2 separate regions of the Homo sapiens genome follow, and region 1 is linked to region 2. The links are chromatin loops, found by intact Hi-C in ENCODE. Cell type or tissue: endothelial cell of umbilical vein. All regions are shown on one strand. Links, peaks and the distances in the headings refer to the core of each region. The heading gives the core; the rest is flanking DNA.

What was found. Hi-C counts contacts between places; a loop is a spot of excess contacts. Peaks named below come from ENCODE experiments on the same cell type or tissue, not always from the same donor. Only the 100,000 strongest peaks of a DNase experiment are listed, where the experiment ranks them.
Region 1: it touches region 2 in a loop (2.5-fold over the local background); 2 of 110 quality-filtered maps call a loop at or near these places.

What each region holds. Positions count from the first base shown.
Region 1 is chr6:25,648,219-25,657,831 of GRCh38, reverse strand. It overlaps SCGN (secretagogin, EF-hand calcium binding protein), which reads right to left and starts at 5,617. Exons shown (of 11, transcript NM_006998.4): 1 at 5,347-5,617; 2 at 4,380-4,450. The coding sequence starts at 5,428. In endothelial cell of umbilical vein, for the core only: no CTCF peak of the experiment used is centred there; a DNase peak (open chromatin) is centred at 5,421.
Region 2 is chr6:25,716,344-25,725,956 of GRCh38, reverse strand. It overlaps a transcript of SLC17A1 not described here. Among named protein-coding and RNA genes, the nearest start is that of H2AC1, 5.4 kb to the left of the region's middle. In endothelial cell of umbilical vein, for the core only: CTCF peaks have their summits at 5,353 and 7,600 (motif pointing right); DNase peaks (open chromatin) are centred at 5,336 and 7,636.

The DNA.
Region 1 (9,613 bases), core at 1,114-9,113, 69 kb after region 2:
AGTAGCCTCCTTTACTCATGAAGGACCAAAGAGTGGTGGTGAGTATGACTTAAGGCATCCTCCAAAGGCTACCCTAGCTTGGAAAACTTGCTCTCATAAACTGGAAATCATATATATATGCACACACACACATACACATATATATATACACGTAATATATATATTATATATATATATAAAATCTTAAAAGCATTTCAGTGTTTAAGAGAGTAAGCTTCAATGATCCTGTGTGGGATAACCCCTTGGTGGATCTGAGGCAAAGTGGGGCATAGAATAAACACTGGGAAAACTAAGGACCCAAGAAGATATTGCGTCAGCATAAGAACATATATGTTGGGTGCTTTTGCAACTAAAAGCACCTTTCACTTGTGTTATCTTATGGGTCTTCACTGTGAAACAGGCAGGCCAAAACATTATTCTAATAATTATTATTTTATGGATAGGAAAATTGAGACCCAGGAGGTTTAAATGGCATGTTGCTATCACACAGCTCTAGATGGAGAGACAGGGAATGAGCATTGGATTTCTGCCTCCACACATAGTTGTCCTTTCCCCACCGACCATGAGTCTTCTTTGGAGTGGGTCTTCAGAGACAATAGGTACATTTTTTTTATTCTCTGTGGAAGGTGAACAGGTTCTTTGAGACTCCAGGTTCTTCTGTCAACCAGGTTACCTCATGTGATACCCCACTAATCGTGGTGGGATTAACCTGTCTAGTTTCAGCACTAAAGATTTTGTGTGTGCTTACATTTGAGGGTTCATGTACCATACAGGAAAAGCACAATGGAAATCACTCAACAGGGTCGAACTTCACTTTGAAATTCAGCTTGATCTTTTAGATTAAGAACTCCACAAGTATAACATTCATTTCTTTATCTCTGGAACACAGGATCCATTGGATGAATAAATGATTCTTTATGATGGGCTGGGAATTCCCAAAGGAAGTTAACTAACATAGGTCATGTTGGTGAAAAATTAGATTTTAAAGTAAATAAATGTGAAGTCAAAGTAACAGTGGCCAGATTCTACATTACCTTTAGTTTGAGGACACAGAATCTTGGCTTCTGTCTTCTCAGACCCCTAACCCCAAAGCTCATGACTATCCCTTTGACCTAAAGCAAAAGAAACTGGGGCTTCCTCTGTTGTAATTTCCCATCAGTCCTTATCTGAGACGCTAGGCTACAGCAGGGTACTATAATCCCTGAAGTATTGAAAGAGGCCCAGGATGTGGTACAGTCTGTATGTGAGGGGTATGTACACATAGAATCTGATGTTTATCCATGAACTGGCTAAAATCTCAGCATTTGGAAAGAAAAGGTTTGCAGGGAGTAACAGAAACAGCAGCAATTGCAGCTGATGGTTCCATTAAGTCAATCCCCTCCGAGGCTCTGAGGAATAGGTAATTACAAGCAGGCTGGTTGCTCTCCTGGATAGACTAGCAGGCAGCTTGCTGTTAGAAACCTCAAAATACCTTCTTCTGAGATCTCTGTGATCCGCTAATCATCAGAGGAAAGTAGAGCTATTCATGCCTCTGAAGGTTGGCTTACCACTGCTGAACACCAGAGCAAGGGGCTGCCTGATTGTGGAGGCCTCCCTGCTGCTGGATTCTGTACTCACTGGGCATTACCAATCAAAAGCAGGTGTCACAATCAAATGGTGACTGTTCCTCAACTGAAGGGCCTTCCATTTTGGAAGTCCTGCCCTATTGTTAAGAACTTGCTTAAGGCCTACTTATTACTCATCAGAGACAAAACCCAAAATTAGGAATAGCTTCCTTAATCATGGTTGTCCAGGTAGCATGGAGTGCCCAGTGAAAGTCCCTGCAAACACACTCCCCAGAGTAATGCCTCAGCGTTTTGAAAGGCATCCAATGGCAGATGATATCATTTCTAGTTAAGAGTTCAAACTTATCATCCTGGCTCCAAAAGCTTTCTTCCCAGCCAAGTGCTCATGAGATGTGCCTGAGGCTATTGCCACAGCTCAGTGGGATTGGCCTAATTATATCAGAATCCCCTCTCCAAAAGTCACTGTTCCTAGAGGAAAAAAGGGTAAAAAAACATGCTAACTGACTTTGAGTGCTTTTAAAATGAAAGATCTTTGGCAGACCCCAAATGTATTTAAATACCTACAGGATGAGACCTAGGGGTCTGCATTTTAACAAAAAAATATAATTCTCAGGCATACTGAAATTTGATTTGCACTAGGTTAAGGATTATGAGAACTTCCAACCCCCGTTCCAGCCTCAGAGATATTTGCACTGAATGCAGTTGCGCAGGACACCAGTGAGTCCTTTGCTGTCCTCTTTCCTCGAGGATTATGCTTGCCCCTGTGTAAGAGCATTAGTCCATGGACCAGGTCTGAGATAGGGGCAATGATAAAAACAGCCAAGCTGCAAGAGATGACATCCCTCTTTTCTCTCACAATGGCAACAATGCTTCTAAGGTTAGCCAAAATCTCAGATGAAGATATCTCACAGCATCCTCATCTTAGTGCAGACCCCAACTCGATGAATGAATATTAGATACTCCAGCTTCAACAGTGACAGCAATTTTTCTCCTCCCTTTTATAAATGACTAGAACAAGGAGCCCTCTGAAAAGGTGAGAAGTTCCAGGTCCCTGAGGACAGATTTTTAGGAGCTGGCCATCCCATTTATTCCAAGATTTTGAATGGTTTTAACTTTGTCTTTTTGCTTTCCTCAAATACCCATGTCCATGATAGATAAGATGGGTTTCTGGAACACGATGAACCTTACATTTACAGATATAAGTAGAAGCCCTGTGGGCAAGGCTGGTGGGCTTCACCATGGGCTGCTAGCACGTGAAAGTGGCTGGCTAGATTGAAGCAGAAGCCTCACTTGGGGGAGGCTTCCTCAGCTCTACCTGTAGCTTGTGTAGGTACAAGAATGAAGGATAAAGAGGAGTGTGCGCAAGTGGTCTGACCAGAGGAAAGAAGGGACTTGTGTCTCTATCCTTCTCGTCTGCTGATCCTTTCACTTCACAGGCTGCACAGGGTAAGGGGTGGAGTGCAGGCAGACAAAGAGCAATAAAAGGTACAGAAAAAGGGAGATAAGAGACAAAGAAAAGGGTGAAGGAGAAAATGTGGAGAAAAGAAATGAAGGTCAAAAAGAGAGATGGGAAAGAAAGAAGAAAGGAGAAATAAAAGACATGGGGAGAGGAAAGACCAAAAGAGCTTTGAGAAGCAGAGAGACTGGAAAAAGAATGGGAAAACACAGAGACAGAGAGATGGAGAAACAAATGAGAAACAGAGACAAGAAAGATGGGCAACAGAGAGGTCAGAGAGAAAGGCAAGAAACAGTAGGAGATGAGAGCCATGAAACACAGAGATAAGAAACAGAAGTGAGCAGAAAAATGACAGAGATAGACATAAAAAAGAGAGACAGACAGAATATGAGAGGCAGACAGAAGTAGAGGGGGACCAAGAGATCTGTGTGGCTGAAGAAGGCGGAAGCCAGCCCTTTTGTTTCTGAACCAGCTTCCCCTGCCCCCCACATACCCTCCCCATGTTCTCAACAGTGGTGAAGAGCTCCTTGTTCCCTCACTGAGCTCTCACATGAGAATGTGATGCACTTCTATTCTTCAGATAAACAGCTGAATGATAAGGACAAACTATCTCCATCATTCATTTAAATTCAATTGTCCCTAGAGCGTCTCCTTCTACTATGAATGCCCTACTGGAGCTTTCATCAGATCGAGCCCATCCCCAGGCTGTCCTCCGCTCATGTGTTTCTGTGTAAAATTTTTCTCTGCTTTGATAGAGAGACTTTCAAGAGTTCATTTACATCTCCCAAGGACATATTTACCATCAGATGGACACTAGATAGATTGGCTTCCATTTGTATCTGGGCTCTGAGTATGCTGGTTGTTTTCTGGTTTGTCATTCCCTGAAAAATCTGTAACCTCTTCTAATAAAATGAATAATGGATAAATGATTTTAAATGGTTTGTGGTTTGCTATCAGAGGAGTATCATACATATTAAACACCCAAAATCTTAATGTGCTTAACATCTTTTCCAGCTTTTTGAACAAAGTGGGCTACTTTACCCCCAGGTATAAATCAATTAGCAGAGACATAACCAAGGAGACGTTCAAGACCAAGTTAACTGAGTCTACAGTTAGGATCTCTGAGTGGATGACAGATGTTACACTGAAAGTCAGTAACCAGCATGTCTAATGCTACAGTTGCACCTTTTATAAAAACTGCCTAAATCCCTCTATGTTGCTAGGAGAGGGGGAGAAATTACATACATGCAAGGAAGAAAGGAGGTGAGTTGGAATTAATAGGTACCAATCAATATAAGACTTGGATGTGCGTATCTTACTAAGAGGCATAAATTAAGGCTTAGTGTGCAAGTACTTACATCAGTACCCAGTTTCATCAACATGTGGAGAAAGAAAGCATCGAGTTCCTTCTCTTCTATGTAACCTTTTTCTAAATGTGAGAAAATAAACATAAATAATACTAACATATAAAAAACACATGACAGTATTTATCTAAATATGTTTTTAATCTCACAATTCATAAAGCTTCCCTCAACACTATTTTTTGTTATTCCAATAACAAAGTGCCAACACCTACCTCTAGAATACATGGGTTTGAACAGTAAACACTGTTCCAGAATACGTGCTTTATGCTAGGGTTTATATTAGTGCTTGGAAAAGGAAGGCTATTAAGTACATGAATTTTAATCAATGAATAAACGTGAACTTTCCAATAAAATTTAACCCCAAAATTTCTGAAGCTTGGAGAAACTTAACAGGTGTAAGTATTGAATCCCAGTTTGCAGAGTTAAAACACACCTTTTAGATATTTTATTTCTTTATTAATAAAAACAAATATTAAGTAGTTCCATTTTATTTTCAAGTAGTTTTTTGGTGGAGGAGTCGTTTTGAAAGCTGATAAAATTTATTCTCATTTTGAGAGAGTGAGGGGTGTACAGCAAAGTCACTGCGTAAAAGTGAGCCCATTTAGGGAAGGATGACTTCAAATAGCTGAGTCTCAGCCCACAAGCCTTGAACATATACAATGATATTAGTCATTGTATATACAATATATATGTATGTCTACCATATATATGGCGCGCTCGCACACAAAGAGAGATTGGAAAGGGGAAAGTGGAAATTCACCACCCAGAATTTTAACAAGGTATATAGATGTGTATCACCAGTATGCCAAACGTCTGTTAATGATACTGTATTAGGTACACTGCATTAACAACCCAGGTCGATAACTTTTCCTACAGTAAAGGGGAAACTCCAGGTCCTTTCAGCGGGCTGAGCTTGGAGCCACGTCTACACCTGAGTGTGCAAGTGGCTTGTTCTACTCACCATCCGCATCAAAGCGCTGCCAGACCTGCCAGAAGCCAGCGGCGTCCAAGCGCCCCAGAGTCGGTTCCCGGGAGCTGTCCATGGTGTTGACGACGAAGACCAGGCACCGGCGCGGAAGGACCTAGACAACTTTGGGAAGGACTCCTTCACCGTATTTCTTGACTTGCTCTCCTGCTTCTTTCGCTATCTGATTAGCTTTGAGTAACTGTTGCTGGGGAGGACGCGAGCGCTGCTGGCCGTGGCGTCGCTGAGCCGTCCCTCAGCCCTCAGCAAAACCAGCGGCTGGAAGCCCGCCCCGCTCCTGGCGCGCCTGTCCCCGCCCCGCCCTGCGCGCTGTCCTGGCAGATCCTGTCTGTCTCTGCGCTTTGGGGAATTCAGGAAGAAAGAAACTGTCTCCAGGCGTCCACGGCTCACTGCTTTTGCCCTTTAACTTGCTTCTCAGACTCGGAGAAGACATCCCTCTTACGTTTGACTCACTTTCCAAACTTGTGTCTCAAGGGGTTTTCTAGGGAGAGCTGCCTCATTTAAAGGGTTGCAAGAAGTGTCAGTGTTAGGGTCCTTTGGACTTGAGGATTTAGAAATGTAGTGTGTGGAGAGGGGAGGCGAGAAGGGATGGTGATGGTGGTAAGTGGTTCCCTTTAAGGAAGAAGTCAACAGCAATTATTGAGTCCTGATTGTATAGGACATACACATTGCTGTACCAAAATGCACTATAAGGACTTGCAACTAAACAGGGATACTGCAAGTCACTGTGATTTAAAGTAGCATCATTAGGATGCTGAGGAAAATATAAACTAAGCCGTACTCTGCCAGGAAAAGAGAGTCTGGGGGAGATGTGTCTGCCTGCAGGGTACTTAGGTAGAAGGCTTAGATGATTGTGTTTGGCTCCTAAGAGCCACATTAAGACCAAAGGATAAAAATCAGTTGGAGGAACACAGAGCTTTCTAACAATCAGGACTGTTCAAAATTGGGCAAGGCTTTGTGGAAACGTGTACAAACTACACTGATACCTTTTGACTATATATTTAGAAATTTTCGTTGGATAATCTATAGAAAGTGCTTGGATATTAGATAAGAAAGTTGAACCAGATGTAACTTTTCTTTATGGCACCCTGACTCTGGTTTTAGCATTCAGATTTATTTATAAAAAGCATGCATGTATAAGTCATCTAAACCAGAGTAGTGAAAAGAACATGACACTCAAGGTCAGATAGTCCTGGGTCAGGATCTGAGTTCCATTATTTACCAGCTTTGTGAACTGCACCATTAGTTCTCATCTCCCTAAGCCTCAATTTTCTTATCTATAAAATGAGGATTAAAACATCTGTTTTGGAGGGTTGCTGTGAGGATCAGAACCATACATAGTAATGCACAATGAATTATATCTGCTATGGTGTTGTAGCTGATGAGGGATGACTCTGTTAGAGAAAACAAGTAAAGTCTAAGAGATTGTCATAGCCAAGAGGAACCTAATGAAAAATGACAAAGAAATGTAATGTTTTATCCTGGGTGTGATGCCGGAACAGAAAAAGGCCATTAGGTAAAAATTAAGAAAATTTTAATAAACACGGACTTTAGTTAATAATAATGAAAAAAATGGTTCAGAAGAAAACAGTTCTGGGTTCAGGGCCCAGCTTTGCCTCTTACTAGTTGTGTGTGATATTGGGCAAGTTACTCAAAAGAAGCCTCACTTTCTTTGTAAAATGGGAATAATAGTAGTATTTACCCCGTGTTATTATCATAAAGGTCAAATTAAAAAATCATATAAACCTATTGTCACAGTATATACAGTAACATTCAGTGTAAGTTAGCTACTAAAATGATGAATCTTCCATACATACATACATATTTGGAAGACGGTGAAGTAAACTTCAGGATTTTTGAGGAGTGTGGCTTAGCCTAAAGGAAGAAAAGCAGTATTATCACCGATTAAGCAAGTGCTGGTTACAAAAATTGGAGAAAAGCATATGTAGCATAGGAGGGTGTAAGGGTTCAGTATCTGTAATTATCATCTGTGACTTTAGGAAATTAGTGGATACAATGTCAAGCACCAGTTAGGAAAAGTAATTGGTATGAACCCACCAGGGCTGATCTTGTTTTCTGATAAATAGTGGAAAAAGATAAAACAAGGCAGATTTCAGAAGTAATAATCAAGATCTAATGTGGAGGGATGGTTAAATAAATGATAGTAAATATCTATGATGGGCTTTGCTGCATACACAGAAATCTTGATTTTGAAGCTTGATGATCCAGAAAACTCAAAACATAAGGTTAAGATTAAAAAGCAAGTTACAAAAGTGTACATATATGATGACTCAATTCTGTAAAATAAAATACATGTTTCTACACATAGAAAACATGGAAGATATACATTAATGACATTAATGATATGTTTCTCTGGAGTGGGGAAGAGGGAGGCTCACAGATGATTTCAATTTTGCTATTTGTAATTCTTTTGTCTTAAAACTTTGTGCAGTAAGCATATAATGCAAGCTATTATACTTTTTTAAAGTTGTAAAAGTGAAATCTAGGGAAAGAAGAGGAAAAGTACAGCCGCAAAGATTACTGTTCTCAGGACTGGAGAACAAACAGAACTTGGAACACTTTCCAGGAGCCTGTCATCTGGAGCTCTCTGGGGAGCTGCAATCTCCATTCAATGACTTATTTCCTGTTTTCTTTGCATCCAAATATTTATCATGGCACTGGGTAGGGAGATACTGCTTAGGAATCCTGCATTCCCTCATAAAAGTTTCTCTTTGAGAAAATCATCCAAGCCCTTAACAGAGAAGAGAGCCAGTAGGAAGGTATTTAAAGATCCTACAGGAGACACCTGTAAGACTGTCTCATTGGGAAAGTTCTCCTGCCTAAAAATGGAGTGATGGAGGTGGGGATGAAAGAACCAGAGGTGGTTTATCAGAGTCCCTTCCTGTCCAAAAAGAGAACTCAGAGTAAAGCAAATATTCAGCAGCTGGAATCAAGTTGAAATACATTTTGCATCTTATGGATTAATTAGCACCTTCCACAGAGATTCTGATTTAAATGGTTTGGAGAAAGACCTCTATGCTGATATTTTTTTAAGTGTTCCCCTAGGGATTACACTAGAACCACTGACGAACCTTTTGTCTATAAGTTTCCTGCTGCTCATATTCTGGTCATTTTATTATTTAGGTATGGCATCTCTGAAGGATAATCGAGAAAAGAAAAAACTTCTAAAGAATTAACATTACTTTCTTATTAATACACTGCCTCTTTCAAAGAGAGGTTAGAATTTATACTTATATGTAATCCTGGTAAGTTTTGACAATTGATGGCTGAAACTAGAGACTAAAATCAGTTGTTTTTCTTTTTTCCCTACTGATTTCATTTTCTCCTGCAATCATTTCCTGCTTTTCTCATTAGCATAGCTAATTGATGGTTAGTTGCACAAGAAGAGGCAGTGGTCTGTAATTTGAAGCATTGCTAATTAACTCTGATGCATCCATTCAATTTTAAGCTAAAATATCTGCATCTTTTTACAAACTCAGAATGATATTTCTAACTGGAAATATAAACAATACTCATCTTCATATGTTGTTGAACATTCAAGCTCTGTAGACATCTCACAGACTGTATAGTAGACCTTAGAATTCAAAGAGACAGCCTTGGTTTAAAGCCACACCAGTTCCAAAGGGCCATGCAAGCAGAACAAAAGAAATTGGACAGTGGTTTTCATAAGATAATAAGAAAACACTAGAAATAGAGTTATTTTTAAAATATATACATTTTACTGTTTCCTTTGCAATCACATGAATAGTACAGATAATTTAAACAATATAGATTAGAAAAACTACAAAACAAGAAAGAAAACTTTCTTCCATAATTTTGACATCTAGAGATAACTAGCAATAATAACATATGGGTTTATGTCCTTACAGTAATTTTTTATATGCAGAAAAAGTAGATTATACTGCTCTGTAACTTGCTCATTTCACTTAATATTATGAAGCATGTCATTAAATATTCTTCTATGATATTATTTTAATGTCAGTATTATCATAATTTATTTAATATCCTCTTTTTAGACTTTTCAATTGTCCCTAGGTTTTCACTATCATAAACCTCTGCTGTTACAGCTAAATGTTTGCACACTCTAGTAATTATTTCTTCGGGATAAAGTTCTAAATGCACAAGTGCTGGGCTAAACAATGTATAACATCGTAAGTCTTTATAACATAAGGTTAAAAGTGGTCTCCAGCTGAATTTTACTGATTTATACTGCTATTAGCAG
Region 2 (9,613 bases), core at 442-8,441:
GACTGAATTTTCAAGGAGCGTTCCATCGGCCATTAGTTTGAGGTAATTTTGGTTATATATGTCACTGGGCGAGGTGGCTTAACGCTTGTGAGCAGTCAGTACTTGCACTTCAGTGGAGGTTGGAGCGGGAGGGTCGTTCAAGCCTGGGGCTTGACCGTTAACATAATTGAGACCCTGTCCCCACAGAAACTAGCTGGGTCTGGTGATGCAGGCCTGTAGTCCCAGCTGTTCGGGAGGCTGCGGTGGGAGGGTTGTTCATGAGTCCGGGAGGCGAAAGTTACAGTGAACGAAGATTGATTGCTCCACTGCACTCCAGTCTGGGTGACATGAGCGAGACTATCTCAAACTAGATTTATGTATGTTAGTTATGTTAAGGGTTACACATGGAAGTGAAAATTGCATTACAAGCAGGAGAGGTGTAATCTTCCTGTTTAAATCCAGGTAACATCAGTCTGGCTGGTTAAAGTACATTTTAGAGAATTTCCTTTCAAATATGGTAGTTTCACGAAATACTCATAATTAAATGTGGCATGTAAGTAAGTTAATCTTAAAATTTGGGTAAGCATATATATTTGATACCTGTGGTTTCACGTACTTTGTAAAGAATAATAGAATTATTTCTTAAAATGTAAGTAAAATATGTCAAAAAGAAGCCTTACGCCATATGTGATGGTGAGATACTAGTGTTAGACTCAGGCAGGAATGGGACTAGAAGGCCGAACATAATTTGAAGTTTAGAAATTTGGAAGAGTATATGCTTCAAAAGTTTTGACTGTTGAAAAGAGGCAAAATAGTTTGTTGATCTGTGTTTGCAGTTTGTGCTGTAAACACCAAGAGAAAGTGAAAAGCAAAACCCATTCAGTAACGCTGCCAAATAACTAAATTAAAAATTATTGTACGATATTCAACAGTTGACCTTACCTCAAAAAAAAAAAAAATCATTTGGTTACCAAAAAAAAAACTGCTAAACACTTGATGTCTACACATAATAAGGCATGTATAGAAGCAGGTAAAGTTCTATAAAATAAAACATGCCGAGTAAGGACAATCAAGTTACAAAAGTATGAATTAACCTGCATACATAATAAATAAGGGATGCAGTTAGGGACGGCAAAAATTGAAGATATTTGAAAACAGAAATGGCAACTATATGTTGAATAAAACTGGGTAATATTTAGAACATGGCAAATGTAAAACTTAAAATCAGGATATAAGACAAACCTAAACAGATGAATTCCAAGTAATTAATGTAGATACTTTGTCAAGAAAGTGGCACTTAACTTCTCAGACTTGCCAAGGCAGAGGAGGAGGGACTTGACTTTATAGAAGAGAACCTGTGTATTCTTTTATTCCAAATGCACTACATAATACTTTTATTTCTATCTCTAATGCAATCCTATTAAAATTGCATTAAACTAAATGTTTAGATAGAATAAAATATATTAAAAAATTGTGAATACATGTTACAGGAGACATGCCCCCTTGATTTTTCAAAACAATTTACCTACAGAAGTTTCTGATTCTTCTTTTTTTGGAGCCAGAGTCTCGCTCTGTCACCCAGGCTGGAGTGCAGTGGCGTGATCTCGGCTCATTACAACCTCCAGCTCCCAGGTTCAAGTGATTCTCCTACCTCAGCCTCCTGAGTAGCTGGGATTACGGGCGCCTGCCCCACGCCCAGCTAACTTTTGTATTGTTAGTAGAGACAGGGTTTCGCCATGTTGGCCAGGCTGGTCTCCAACTCCTGACCTCAGGTGATCCGCCAGCCTCAGCCTCCCAAAGTGCTGGGATTACAAGTGTTAGCCACCGCACCCAGCCTTGATTTCTTCTTATAGAACTTTCACACGTTTCATAGAGTTTATCTCCAGGTATTCTTTTTTATTACTGTATTTTGGGGAAATATTAGAAGGGTTTCTTTTATTATGTTTTCTGATTGACGATGTTTTACAGATAGAACATTCTTGATATTCGTACTGGTTTGTATTTCCTTCCTTATTCTGTCATTTCTGTTGTCCAGCTTTTTTCCTCTGTGGTTTTCCAGGTAGGCAGAAAAATCATATAATTTTGTCCTGTTGTTTTAAATAGTTGACTTTGTCTAAATGCATTGTCTAATAGTTACACGTGATAATAAAAATGGTGATATTGACTTATTTTCCCCCCCAACAGCCTTCCTCTGTCGCACAGACGAGTGCAGTGGCCTGATCTCAGCTCACTGCAGCCTCTGCCTCCTGGATTCAAGCGATTCTCCTCCCTCATTCTCCCAAGTAGCTGGGATTACAGGCATGTACCATCATGTCTGGCTAATGTTTATATCTTTAGCACAGACGGGGTTTCACCATGTTGGCCAGGCTGGTCTCGAACTCCTGACCACCCACCTTGGCCTTATCCTAAAGTGCTGGGATTACAGACGTGAGCAACCATGCCCGGCTGACTTATTTTTTATTATAATCAGACTAATATGACACTGTCTTATGCCTAATGCTGGGTTTTTATGGGATTTGTGTAATTCCAAAATTGCTAAAAGTTGTTAATTAAAAATAAATATTGGCTATTAACAATAAAACTTCAGCAGCAACTGAGACAAATATATGCCACTTTTTTCCCTTTACTTTTTTTTTTTTTTGGGTGGGGAGGGCAGGGACGGAGTTTTGTTCTTATCACCCAGGCTGGAGTGCAATGGCACCATCTCAGCTCACTGCAACCTCCGCCTCCCGGCTTCAAGCGATTCTCCTGCCTCAGCCTCCTGAGTAGCTGGGATTACAGGCGCCTGCCACCACACCCAGCGAATTTTTTTTTTTTTTTTGTATTGTTAGTAGAGTCAGCGTTTTGCCATGTTCAGCAGGCTGGTCTCGAACTCCTGACCTCAGGTGATCCGCCCGACTCGGCCTTCCAAAGTGCTGGGATTACAGGCATGAGCCACCATGCTCAGCCTCCTTTTACTTTTTATGATAAATCACGTTGAAGGAATTCAGAACACACCATTTCAAAATATGTCACTCTGACATATTGACTATTTGGAGATAGACACTTGAAAAACAGCAGATGCACATACACTCTGACCTTCCTTTTGTTTCTTAAAAGCAGGAGATGAAAGATGCCCTCCCTATACCAGAAGGAAAGTATCATTCTCATCAAGGACAGAAAATTAAGGCCAAGGAAAATCTGTACAAATAAACCTTGTTACACCAACCCTTACCTCTCTAGTCACTTCTCCACCTAATTAATTACTCTAACCCAAGCCCCTTTGCTGTCACATTTTCACAACTTACTTCACTTTGTCAGATTCTTCACATAAGCATTCCATTCTTTGTCTTCGGGTCTTCATTTCCTACTCCTGTGCCACGTAAAACTTCCATTCAATAAATTTATATGCTTTTCTCCTGTTGACCTCTCATGTCAATTTAATTCTCAAACCCAACCAAAATATCCTGAGGGTAGAAGTAAAGTTTTGCTTCCTCCACTACAATGTTATGGATTTCTCATCAGAAATCACAGAAGTCATGGAACGATAGAATAACACCTTCTAAGTTCTAAAGCAAAATACCTTTCAATTTAAAATTCTGTGCTCAGATGAACTCTTTTTTGTGTAAGGGTGAAATAATTTTTGGACAAAGATTGGAAAGTTTTGCCACTCAGATTCATACTAGAAGAATTAATGCTAAAGAATGTACTGAAATAAAAAGACTGAACTCAGAAGAAAGACTGAGATGCAATAAGCAATAATATTGCCAAAGGAAGAGGTAAAAGTATAAATCTATCTAAATAAATACACTAGTTGTAAAAAAAAAAAAACCTACAATAATACTAGAATATTAAAAAAAAAAACCAAAAACACTGGAGAGTAGTTACAGAAGATGAAAGGGGCTGAAACAAATTAAAGCATGTTGATGTCCTTGTACTGTTTATAAGGAGGACAGACATACTGATTGTTATATTTTCTTAAGTCAGGTTTATATTTTATGATATTAAATGTAACCACTAAAATAATAAAATTAATGTAGACTAGAAAGAAGGTAATAGCAAAAAAAAAAAATAGTCCAGTGGAAAGCAGGAAATCAGAAAGGACTGGCATGACAAATTAGAATGCAAAGTCAAACATTAGAAATGAGTCCAAATATCAAAATGAAGTTTAACCGATTAAATTTGCCATTTAAAAGACAGTATTTGACTAGGAGTAAAACACAGCTATACCTTGGTTATAAAATACCTAAAATTTATTGGCACAGAAGAACATTTAGAAGAAAAGGAGTGGAAAAATTACATTCCAGACAAAACTGTCCCCCAAAAAAATTATTTTGCAAAATTAATGGCAGAGATAATATTTAATGAAAAAGTAATTTGAAAATTAAAAGCGGAAAATATAGGTAGATACACTATTTCTCATTGTGTTAACACCCCAAAACACAGCTTTATAGAAAACAAACAGCAGAAATGTATGACAAAGAATACATTCACAATTATAGTGTATATTTTAATATGTCTGTCTTGGAAAAAGGTAATCACCCCTACCACATATTGGAATGTTAAAAACACACTAAAGCATAATTCATGAGTTTAATAGCAAAACCATAAACCTCTTACTGTGTCTCTGTCAGTCTACCAGTATGCCTCTGTTTCTATCTGTCTCTAAAATGTATGTTATTAATTGTCATCTATATGCTTAAGTGTCCCAAAGAAACCTGAGTCCTCTACCCTAAACTTTATTTTTTTAAAAAATATTATTATATTTTTTTTTGAGAGACGGAGTTTCTCTCTGTCGCCCAGGCTGGATTGCAGCCACACTATCTTGGCTCACTGCAATTTCCGCCTCCTGGATTCACGCGATTCTCTTGCCTCAGCTTCCCAAGTAGCTGGGACTATAGGCTTGTGCCACTACGCCTAGCTTTTGTATTTTTAGTAGAGACAGGGTTTCACTATGTGTTGGTGAGGCTGATCTCCAACCCTGACCTCAGGTGATCCGCCCACCTCGGTCTCCCAAAGTGCTGGGATTACAGGCATGAGCCACCGCGCCCGGCCTCTTCCCTAAACTTTAGAGTCATAGATTTATGATATTGAGAGTTTACGAAGTATCAGGCACAGTTCTAATCGTTTTACTATTATAAATAATGCTGAAACAAACATCTACATGCATACGGTGTTTTCTTTCTCCTGCAGTGTCTCTTTGATAGATATTTCCAGCATTGGAGAAACAGTGCTGTACACATCAGATGAGATCCTGTCCTCCTGGAGCCGAAGTTCCTTATTCTTACTCACCACCCACATACCCCCCATCATCAAGTCTTACATACATAAGGACTTCTCTCCCTTTGCCATTTCTCCGATTAACATCTCTCAACTGCTCCCCCTAGCTGTCTCACCAGGCTCTTACCACACTCTCCTATGCTGTGGTCATAACCAATCTACTTGCAGTTCCTTGAACCCATTGCACTTTAATTCACCTGTGTCTTTATGAGTTGTGTAACTTTTCTAGAATGTTCTTGCCGTTCTTCGTTTAATTAGTTTCTATGCGTCCTTCAAGGATACGTTTATACATTACATCATTTGTGAAGCTTTCCTTGACGATTCCCCCCCTCCCATCTTAGAGTCATTTAGATGTCCTTCTGGTGACCTTGTTGCACATTCTAGTTAAAGGTGTTAATGTTTATGCCTGTCTCTTCTACTAAAATACAAAGCTTTGTATATTTATAAAACTATAAAGCTTTTTATGAGAATGTTTTAATTGTTGAGCCAAATTTTGCAGTGCCTAAAACACAGAAGACACCAATTAATGACTGGTTGAATACATAAATTAAAACACTTTTTTCTGAGTTCCAGCTGCTTACTTTTTAGTATTTAAGTGATAATAGTAAAATAGAAAATTGAGAGTGGAAAGGTCATCAATCATTTCCCATTTTGACATATTTATTCTTATTTTTGTATTTTTTCCACCAACCTTTATGCTTATAGAGAACATTTTTCTCTTTCAATATCATGTTTTTTGAAATATATCATAACATTAGATTTTTAAGTGGTTATGTAATTTTATAATTCTTATTTTTAAATTCTCAATTTCAATAGCTGCATCAAGACATATACTGAGCACTTTGTACCACACATTTTTTTCTAAATGTGTTATGCACTTGATCTTGTTTAATCCTCAAAACAATCCTATAGCTAGGTACTACTATTATACCCACCTTACCAATGAAGAGATTCAACTTCTTTGGAGCAACAGAACTAGCACTGGAGCCAGCATTTCAACCCAGATAGTCTGACTCTAAAGCCCACCTTAACTGCAACTATACTAAAGTGGTTGTACCATAATTTAGTTAAATATACCATCTTTCATTGTTTGGGATATTTTGGGGGGAATTTTTTTTTCTTTTTTCGAGACGGAGTCTCACTCTGTCACCCAGGCTGGAGTCTAGTGGCACAACATCCCCCTCACTGCAACCTCTGCCTCCCAGGTTCAAATGATTCTCCTGCCTCAGCCTCGCGAGTAGCTGAAATTACAGGCACGTGATGATTCACCTGCCTCAGCCTCCTAAAGTGCTGGGATTACAGGCATGAGCCACCAGGCCAGGCCAAGCTGATCACTGTTAACTACTTAGGCTGTTTCCAATATTTTATTATTGCAATCAATGCTGTAATGAACATCTATGCAAAAATAGCTTTAACTCCTTCTGAAGTATTTGTTTAAACCATTCCTAGATATGGGATGATTAGGTCAAAGAATACACAAGATTTTATGCCTTTTTCTGCATATTGTTACTATTCCAGATTATTGCACCAGAAGGCCAGTAGCAAAGCATGACTGTTTCAATTTTATTTTGCCCTCACATAATTTGGTGTTATTTAAAGAAAAATTTGTTTAGTTGGTAGAGTACAGCATTACCACATTATTTTGGTTTGCACTTCTTTTCATCAAAGTGAGACTGAACATTTCCATATATATATATACACACACATCTATCATACATATATATGTGTGTGTGTGTATATATATATACACACACACATCTATCATACATTGCTTATCAACAGGGATACACATTCTAAGAAATTTATCATTAGCCGATTTCGTTGTATTAACATCAGAGTGTACTTACACATACTTAGATGGTAGAGCCTGCTACACACCTAGGCTATAGGGTATAGCCTATTTCTCCTGGGTTTCTGTACAGCATGTTACTGTGGTGAACACTGTGGGTAACTGTAACATAATAGTAAGTATTTGAATATCTAAACATAGAAAAGGTACAGTAAATATATAGTGTTATAATATATGGGACCACCGTTATATATGTGGTCTGGCATTGAGCAAAACATTGTTATGTGGCTCATGACTGTATATGTTTGTTTTTGCCAGTTACTCCCATATTCTCAAATGTCTCTTTGGGTCCATAAAAAATAATTTGAACAACAAATTCAAATTAGTTGTTTTGTAACATTATAAAACTTAAGTTACATTAGGCCCTTAAATATAATATTTGCAAAATCTGAATAAAACAATTTTATAATGCAATCAATGAGAGCCAGCTGAATTTTTTAAACTGCCTCTTAGAGAAAGCTCTCATTAATTTGAAATGCGGTCACACATGAGCTCCTTTAAAGTCAAATATAATCAAAGCTAACACCAGGGGGAGCCCAGTAGTCATTCCATGTGAAAATATATCTGACTTTTAATACATTTCTGAAGTGACACTGGAGAAAATTTACAGTGAAATTATGAATACTGCATTTAATAGTCCTACGGAGAAAAAATAGAAATCGGTGCTTAAAATATACATTCAGACTTCAACCTTTTAGTAAACTGAAAAAGACATGAGAATGATGATTATGTGAACAACAGTTGTAGAACACCCACGAATGCCTGTACAGATCTTGTTTCCGTTGTTATTTCTGCCTCCTGTCAGCATAGGAATCTGACAGGCCTACTTCAGAATCTAGCTCTGCTACATCTAAGCTGAGAGTTCTTGAACCAGTTACATAATCTGTGCCTCAGTCTGTTCAGCTGTACATGGTAATACCTACCTCACAGGGTTATTGTGAAGATCAAACTGAGATCACATCAATAAAGCATCCAGCACATAGCCCAGGCTCAGATATGTTAGTTCATTTCTTCCTCTAAAGCAGTGATTCTCAACCAAGGTTGATTTTGCTACCAATGGTCATTCAGCAATGTTGGGAAGCATTTTTGGTTGTCACAACTGGTGGTGGGTCCGGCATCTCATAGTCAAGGCCAGGGATGCTACTAAACATCTTACATAGGACAACTCCCCAAAAAGAAAAATTATCTGCCCCCAAATGCTAAAAGTGCCAGGGTTGAGAAATCTTTATCTATCTAGAGAAATCTAATATCATCGTTAATACTCCTTTGCTGAGAGCCTATTCTATGTTGGATTCAATTTGAGTTTCTGGAAATACCATGAAATACAAAGATCTTGCCATGCAGGGGATTACCGTCTAATAGTGGAACTATGGCTTATCACAGTCTGCGAGTTTGGGGATGGGAAAGAGTGAGGAAAGTTCAGAGAATATCCCTTTTTCAGTTTAGAGTAAGCACCTTCAGCACCTCCACTTCTGTGAGCAAAAGGTTGCAGAGCACCCTGGGTGCCCTTTTGGCTGTCTTCATGCTAGTGGAGCAGTCCAGAGTTTCCTTCCTGGGGTTTACTATCCCTTAATTTAGGCTTGCTTCAGAAAGAAGTGCTGGTCACTTCCTCAGCACTTCTTATTCAAGTGCTGGCCTCTGCTGCAGTAGATGTTGGGGCACAGGGGCTCTGCCCTTTCCTACAGAATGGGCCTATGTGAGGGTTGCTTTCACCTGCTGACCCTTCAGCACATCCCCTCCCTCAGCCCTGGGGAGTTTCCTGAGGAGGAGAGTAAGAGCCACTTCTGCCCACCGCACATGGCCAGTGGCTCATGAGAGAAAAGGCTTTTGAGTCAGAAGTCCTGTGTGAGTCCTGGCTCTGCTTCTTTCTTCCTGAGGAGCCTGGGGAAAGTCTCGACATTTCTGACCTCCACTTTATAGCATGGAAGGAGGAATCTCTCATGAGGTTTATGTGAACTTTATTTGGTGATTTGCAAATATAAATCATAATCCCCCTCTGGGGGGGATTTGCTTGTTGAGTCCTGCCTGCCCAAAAGTTCTGTAACCAAGCTCAGAATTTGCCACAAAATTACTCTAGTGTGGCCTTATGTCGACAGCTAGAGGCAGGTGGAATCACGCTTAAAAGCAGCTACTGTGTGTCCATTCCGAATTCATCACTTTGTGCCCATTGTTTAAGACACAAGCATGGAAAAGCACTCTAAGGGAGGCTACGGGGCTGAGTGAGCTGAATGCCTGGGAGATCACTTACTGGCTCCTCCACTGCCCATGCTTCTGTCATCAGCCAGGTAGGGAGCTCAGTTCTGAATACACTCCCTTCCTAGTTTCACGTTTTTCTAAAAAGAAAGCAAACGCCTATGTCATGTATCCAAAATGTATAAAATTTGTAGTTATGACTGTTCCATCACATCAGAAAGTTACCAGAAACCTTTAATGAAACAATAAGAACCCTACTAGGGCTAATTTTATGGACGTCTTTCTGTGGAGCTTCTAAAAGAAATTGTGGGTGATATAATTTAAAATTATGTG